Linked DNA regions of Homo sapiens: region 2 is linked to region 1. The links are chromatin contacts, found by Hi-C in ENCODE. All regions are on one chromosome and are shown on one strand. Each heading gives the region's core, a stretch centred on a gene start or an enhancer-like site at or near the end of the contact. The rest is flanking DNA. Distances are from core to core; before and after follow the strand shown. Region 1 holds the start of CWC27 (CWC27 spliceosome associated cyclophilin). Region 2 holds the start of MCCC2 (methylcrotonyl-CoA carboxylase subunit 2).

Region 1 (3,603 bases), core at 286-2,785:
CAGAGGAACAGCAAGTGTGAAGGCCCTGTCTGGCAGGATGGTAAATCTATTCAATCTCTACCAGTGTTTATTAACTGGGGGTGATATTGCCCTCAAGAAACATTTGGAAATAGGAGGAGGTAGGTATTTTGGGTTTTCACATTGATATTAAATAAGATAGGTGAGGGGTGGGATGGACATACTAATCTACAATGCCCAGGAGAAGTTCAAACAAAGAATTGAAAGAATTGGTCTGCCCATAAAATATCCATTACATTTTTGCTGGGAATTACAGCATTTTTGGTTTCACTTTTAAATTGCTCTCATTACATTATCAAATGTCAATGAATAAAAGACTGTATAAATTATTTATGATGCAATCATGTAACAAACAGGATGGTATGTTGTGTAAATTTAGCTTATCTTAATTCAACTATATACTTCCAATCTCATTTTCTCCAATATGCTGATTCATCAAATTTCATATGTGATATAAGCTAGGTCTCAATTTAAGAATTCAGGTGACACTTATTCCACAACAGACTCTTCTGCCTTGTACAGCATACAAACATCTTGGATGGGAATTGGCATACATTAGCCATCAAATCAATCAGAGAAACCTTTCCCCATTCTAATGTGGTAATAGTCCCCATTTCCCACTTTCTCTGACTGACAGTCATCTCAGGTTTTAAAACCAGCTCAAAAGATATCTTTTCCATGAGGCTTTTCCTAACTTCCCCAGTTGTTCACTACTCAGTACCGCCATAGCAACCTGGTCTCTTCTCCACAAGCACGCTTATCAGACATACAGGCTTTTGTTTACCTGTCTGTCTCACAAACTAAACTATAAGCTTTTCCGGGAAAACAACTACCTTACCCATCCATCTTTGTATCTCCGGCGCCTAGTACAGTGCCCAGTGCCTCGCAGGCGTTCAATTAATGATTGTAGAAGAAATGGAGAATGAATGACCTTAGTTAAGCAAAGAATATATCAAACTCAAAAATGTCTGTTTAAAAACCTAAGACCCCAGAAATCGGCTGCATGAGTTGGGTTAAAGCATTAAATAGGACCGGAATGCTGGTAGGTAGAGAAATCTCCACTTGACTTCTTCAAGTACATCCTGAAAAGTACCAACATCAGTGTTTCGATGCAACATTGTCCACATGCAGGAGTAAAGACAACACTTCTCGTGGTCTCTTCCTACCACGAGATCCTGAAACCCACTCCCCACCCCAAATCCGGGAAATCTCACTTTGGGGATCCCAGGACCCCAAGTTCCCTAGATGAGGCTCTCACCTTCCCATTCGTGGGAGGCTCCTGGATGTAGATGTTGCTCATCTTGGTCAGTACAAAGGACTCTGCTCCTTACGGGGGATGAGAGCGGCCGGCCGGCCACTAAAGCTGTCCGCCTACGAGTACACTCTTCCTTAAGTCCAGTGGTGCAGGAAAGCTTCAGTTTGTCAATATCACGCAAGACAGGGACACCAAACACTACCCCTGCCCAAAGGAGCCCCTCACGGACGCCGCCATGTTGTTACCGGACCCGAGCACCGCTAACCCTGAGAAGGGTTATTCCAATGTACTCCAGGGAACGAGAAAAGTCCGTAAAGTTACCATAGCTTAATGTTATTTATGTTATTTGTATTACAATATTAGAAGGGACACTTCATAAGTGTTGGCGGTGTTTACACTACTCTCGTGTGCAGATCAAACTAACTCCCCCTCCAAAACTATCAGTAATGGTTCGGACCATGTGTCTTCTGCAATATGACTCGTCCGGAAACTGCATCCGCATCTACTGGTTCTGCCGTCGCTAGAGGCGTACAGGCCCTTCCCGACCGTAGCGAGGGTGCTGCTGCGCTGGGGGAAGGAAAACGCCGCTTTGACTGTGCCTTGTTCTCACAGCTGGCGGGAAGCAAGCGCCTTTTCGAAAGCCAGAGGCTCGAGTTACCCCTCTTACCACCGTCATGGCAGTCCCAGGTAAGGAGCAATTACAGGGCCTCTGCGTCCGAGCTCCGAAGGGAGCGCAAGGGAGGGTAGGGTAGGGTGCGGCGTGTACGGAGCAGCGCCCATGGGGATTTAGGCGGAGGCCTTAAAATTCACAGGTTTGTTTTGTTTACATGAAAAAGTTTACACTCCAAACATAAACTCTGAAGGAAAGAAAATAACTATCTTCCCCCCAGGAGCCAAGCCCCAGCTGCTTGGGATTACAGGGAAAGTGTATTGTGGAAGGGAGGGAGGAGGGAGAGACTGTAACTGTAGGCCTAAGGGGGCAAGCGGCCGAGAAAAACTACCTTAACTGTGGTATGGCTTAAAACTAAAACTTGAAGTGGGAACACTTGGCCGACCCAGGTAACCGGAGGCATCGTTTGTCTTAGAAGTCGCTAGGACCCACCGGGTGTGCGGGTTCTACTCCTAGCTCTTCCTGTTGTATGTAGCTGCTCCGTGGCCATAGATTGGTCGCTTTGTGCTTCTGGGCCTCAGTTTCCTTATAAAAAGAAGGAGCTTTGTTGAATTATATATAAGATTTCTTCTAACTCTCAAATTCTATGTCCAGAAGTTACTGACCTAAAAACGGTGAACTCTGCAGAATAATTACTTAAAAGATTTTCTCGTCCTCAACTACCAGCTTACTTGGAAGTTCTAGTAGCGGAAAGCATCTCCTCAAACCAGCTTTGCCACTGCAGAACACTGATTGCAGGAGACATTTTCAGAAATACACACTTCTCCACCCCACCTCCCAACTTGGAAATTCCCAGCGCACTTTAGTAATAGAAAAGATTCTATTCTATTAGAATAGAATACTATGAATTGCTATAGAATTACTATGAACTATAGAATTACTATGGTTCAGAACCCTAACTTTGTTTAAACCTGCACTTCCCAGTATTATTTGACCAGGTTCTTTATTCTGTGGCAGCCTTTTTGAACCTCCTTCTACAGATAGCTGTTATTGGAACACTGTGCTTTTGTACTAACTGAAGTTTGCGGAGGAGTACATCTGGAGCTGTGAGAGAGGAAATGTACACTCTTTATTAAGCCTACTGTGTGCCAGGCACTGGTACTGGGCATTGGAAATACAGTGGTGAGCAAGGTAGACATGGTTACGCTTCACACAGAACTTAGAATTTAGCAGTGAAGAGAGAGAAATTTACAGAAAGTGGGACAAGTGCCATGGCAAGGAAAATACAAGACCTTAGCACAAAGTAAGGGCACCAAACACATACAGGATGGGCAGAAGGACTTTCCAAAGGAGGTAGCACTTAGGAGGAGATCTGAATTGTAGGAGGGGTGGCTTGAAGGGAGAGGAGACTGCAGTCGGAGGAACTGGATACGTAAAGGAAGAGGAAATATGTGAAAAGAGGAAATGAAAGATGTTTTCTATGGATGGAACTCAAATACAGATGGGAGATAAGTGAGAAATTAAGTACAGAGGTAGTAGCTGTAGCTAATATTGACTAATATTTATGTGTCAAATATGTCAGAATGAAAGATGTTTTCTGTGGATAGAACTCAAATACAAATGGGAGGTAAGTGAGAAATTAAGTAGATAGTAACTGTAGCTAATATTGACTAATATTTATAAGTCAAATATGTCAGATACTATATCAAACATTGTATTC
Region 2 (3,603 bases), core at 646-3,145, 6.8 Mb before region 1:
CTTTGTATTAATGGCAGTTCCACCTAACTAAATATTCTGCCCAGTTGGAAACTCCAAAGTCATCCATTTTCCCCTTCCACTCAGTTATTAACTCTATAATCTTTGCTCCTCAGGTATTTATGCCCCCCTCCTACATACAACTCTAACTTTGACTCCTTCATCTCAAGACTCAACTCTCCACTGTCACCTAGGTCTAGTCTTTTCCCTATATCAATCCATCCTCCACATTGCCACCACACTGATGATTCTACCATATCCATAGGATCATGCCACTTATCTACTTAAATATTTTAATGGACAACCTGCCAAATGGAATCTAAATGTGGCTTTTGCATGGAAGATCCTCCTCTATCTGGCCCCATAATCAATCAATCCCATCACCAGACACTATTCAATGAATTCCATGTCCTAGACATGGAATTCAAGTCCTCACACCAGATATACACTTTCATAACTCAGTACCTATGTTCTTGTAACTCTCTTGGTTTATACAGTCTTACCTTCCATCCTGCACCCTGAACTTGGCCAGCTCTTACCCAAGATTCATCTCACCCATTACTTCCTATCGGTAGCTTTCTGTAACCACCTTCTCAAGCTTTAGACAACCCTTCTTACACTGTACCACAGTTACCTGCTTTCTTGTCCATCTTCCCTACAAAATTATTAGTTCCATTCCTACGCATCCATGCCAAATATCTAAAATAGTGCCTAGACCACAATAACCACTTAATAATTCTGAATTAAACATTCTGGACTGACAAACAATTGTGTGTTGTTTGCACTATTTAGATGTTATCTGTATAGGCTTAGAAATCGTGGGAACACAGTGAAATTTTCCAGCTCTGATATTTCGCAAGTTTTGAGTTTTTTGGCCTTATGATGCCTCCTAATTCCAAGAAAAGCCACTCAAAGATACTGTGGGATATTTTCTATTAACATAACCAACTTTTTTTTTTTTTTTTTTTTGAGACAGAGTTCGCTCTTGTTGCCAAGGCTGGAGTGCAATGGCACGATCTCAGCTCACTGCAACCTCCGCCTCCCAAGTTCAAGCGATTCCCCTGCCTCAGCCTCCCAGGTAGCTGGGATTACAGGCGCGCGCCACCATGCCCGGCTAATTTTTGTATTCTTAGTAGAGATGGGGTTTCACCACGTTGGCCAGGCTGTTCTCGAACTCCTGATCTCAGGTAATCCACCCGCCAGGGCCTCCCAAAGCGCTGGGATTACAGGCGTGAGCCACTGGGCTCGGCCATCATAATCAACTTTTAAACTCAAATTTCCTAAGCACAGCGCCCCTCGTTGGGCTGCTCTAGGCCAGTGGTTCCCAAAGCTGGCTGCCAAAAGTCCCCTAATGAGTTCACTAACAATATAAACACAGCGACTCCACCTGAGACCCACAAGGTCCAGAGTAGGGCTCAGGCAGCTATTCAGCTAGCTCCCCAGGTGGCAATTCTAAACCAGGCTTTAAGAACCACTGATTTCAAAGACACAAAGTACAGTGCCAGCTCTAAAAGTGAACTAAACTTTCTTGTATCTGTTAGGCTTTTCTTCTTCAAACTTCACGTGCGTCACAGAATCAACTGGGGCTCCGGACAAGAGAGCAGCAGTTGTTGAAGCGTGCCCCTCCTCCACTTGCTTCCTAGCCTGGCACCGGCGGCCAGGCCACCGGGGCGCTCAGCCTACCTGGTAGAGGGCAGAGCCCAAGTCCGGCTGGGTGCCCAGCGAGGCCACCGAGTCCCCGTGATAGGCGCGCGGCCCGGCGGGAGAGGCGCGGGCACACGGCCGCAGGGCTAACCTCAGGACGGCCCACATGGCGGCGGGCACCGAGCGAGAGAGCGGCCCACGCTGGCCTGGAGCCGGTGCTTTCCCCTGCCGCTTCCCTGGCTGGGGCGGAAGCTGAGCTCAGGTCCTTGCAGCCCCAGAGAAGGTTTCTCTGATTCTCAGGCCTGTCCACACACGTGCCTAAGCGCGCCGCCCGCGATTGGTCAAGCCGCGCCACGCCCCCTGACCCAGCCAATAAGGGACAGAGCCTCAGCCCCGCGAGGTCGCGTCTAGTCCCGAGCGCAGGAGAGCAGGTCTCCCCGGCGGATCGACCCTCACGAAGCGGTGCGGCAGTGAGAGAGCTGCGGTTGGGCTTGGATTGGTGTTGTGTTGACACAGCGATAGATAATATCACGATAGTGACTGTACCTAAGGCAGGAGAATAAGTCTGGAAGCAGGGAACCTAAGGCTGTCTCACGCTGACTTCCTAGAGCTAAACTGAAAGGAAAACCCTAACTTTCCATGCCTAAGTAACAAAAGGACCAAAGGCTACTCCCTTTGCAAACCCCCCCACCTTTTCCGCAGGGCAGATAGGAAATTGGCTGTCCCCGACAAATCAGACTTACTGCTGGTGGAGGCTTGCTTTGCCAAGTTTGAACCTTAACTCCAGCCTCTGAATGGTTGCTGTCCACAACCAATCAGACTGATTGGGGGTCCAGTCTTCGTTTGCATAGAAGTATAACTTTGTAATTTCACCCTAGCCTCTGACTGCTTGCTTCTTGCAACCAATCGGGTTTGAGGTGAGCATAAAATGGCCAATAGGAAACTTCTAGTGGGTATTTGGACCCAAGAAGATTCTATATCCGGGCCCTTGAGCTCTGCTCGGTCCGCTCCCACATTGTGGAGTGCACTTTCGTTTTCGGTAAATCCCTGCTTTCGTTCTTTCGTTGCCTTGTTCTTTCTTTGCTTTGCTGGGCGTTTTGTCCAATTCTTTGTTCACAATGCCAAGAACCTGGACAACTTGCAGTCACAACCCCCAGTGACACACCAACAACATGAGTGAATCGCATCTAACACGTGCTTGCGAACAGCACAACAAGCCTGTTGTCCTTTCACTGGAGACCTTAAACATTCTTCTGATTATTTTCGCTATGTAGTTATTTTTATTTTTTACTTTATTTCATTTTTTGAGACAGGGCCTCACTCTGTCGCCCAGGCTGCAATGCAGTGGCACGATCACAGCTCGCTGAATCCTTGACCTCCCACCTCAGCCTTTCCAGTAGCTGAGACTACAGGTTTGTGCCACCAAGCCCGGCTAATTTTTTATTTTTGTAGGGGTTTCACCATGTTGGCTATGCTGGTCTTGAACTCCTGGACTCAAGCGATCTGCCCGCCACAGCCTCCCAAAGTGCTGGGATTACAGACATGAGCCACCACACCAGGCACTATGTAGTGACAGATTGTGGACATCAGCACTGTGGTCTTAAATAAAGGACTCCAAATATACCCATAAAAATTAAAACATTCTATACAAAATGCCTTGAACTTAAGGTTTTTCATTCACATATTTATTGAGCACTTACTACTTCTACTCCATTGGTTGCTTAGTGGGGCAGAGTAAAGGGGGAGGATGGGGTAGAGAAAGGGTGCGTCTACACCTGGAGGTAAACTTAGGTTCAGACTTCAAGGTACTTATAAGAAAATAATACAAATGGCCACATGATTTCTTACTGAACTGTGTAGGACAGACATTAAAGGAACAGAATGCAATTGGGAAAGGGTTGCAGCTGAGCCTTGCAGAAGCGTTGAGAGTGGACTGAGCAATGAACATGGCCAGGCTTTGTG

The links. A loop is a pair of places that touch in the nucleus more often than their neighbours do. Pooled maps may share reads with other maps.
Region 2: a pooled map shows a loop between it and region 1 (22-fold over the local background). The contact joins the promoter of MCCC2 here to the promoter of CWC27 in region 1. A Hi-C loop is called at or near these places in 5 of 50 pooled maps.

Annotation. Positions count from the first base shown.
Region 1 is chr5:64,766,862-64,770,464 of GRCh38, reverse strand. CWC27 (CWC27 spliceosome associated cyclophilin) reads right to left here and starts at 1,535. Exons shown (of 14, transcript NM_005869.4): 1 at 1,277-1,535. The coding sequence starts at 1,318. SREK1IP1 (SREK1 interacting protein 1) reads left to right here and starts at 1,774. Exons shown (of 5, transcript NM_173829.4): 1 at 1,774-1,960. The coding sequence starts at 1,948. It overlaps LOC124900985 (a long non-coding RNA gene), which reads left to right and starts at 1,969. Exons shown (of 4, transcript XR_007058787.1): 1 at 1,969-3,510. RefSeq lists enhancers at 1,039-1,763, 1,482-1,801, 1,952-2,041, 1,193-2,392, 1,764-2,490 and a silencer at 1,729-2,023.
Region 2 is chr5:71,585,632-71,589,234 of GRCh38, reverse strand. MCCC2 (methylcrotonyl-CoA carboxylase subunit 2) reads right to left here and starts at 1,895. Exons shown (of 17, transcript NM_022132.5): 1 at 1,681-1,895. The coding sequence starts at 1,809. RefSeq lists an enhancer at 1,450-2,236.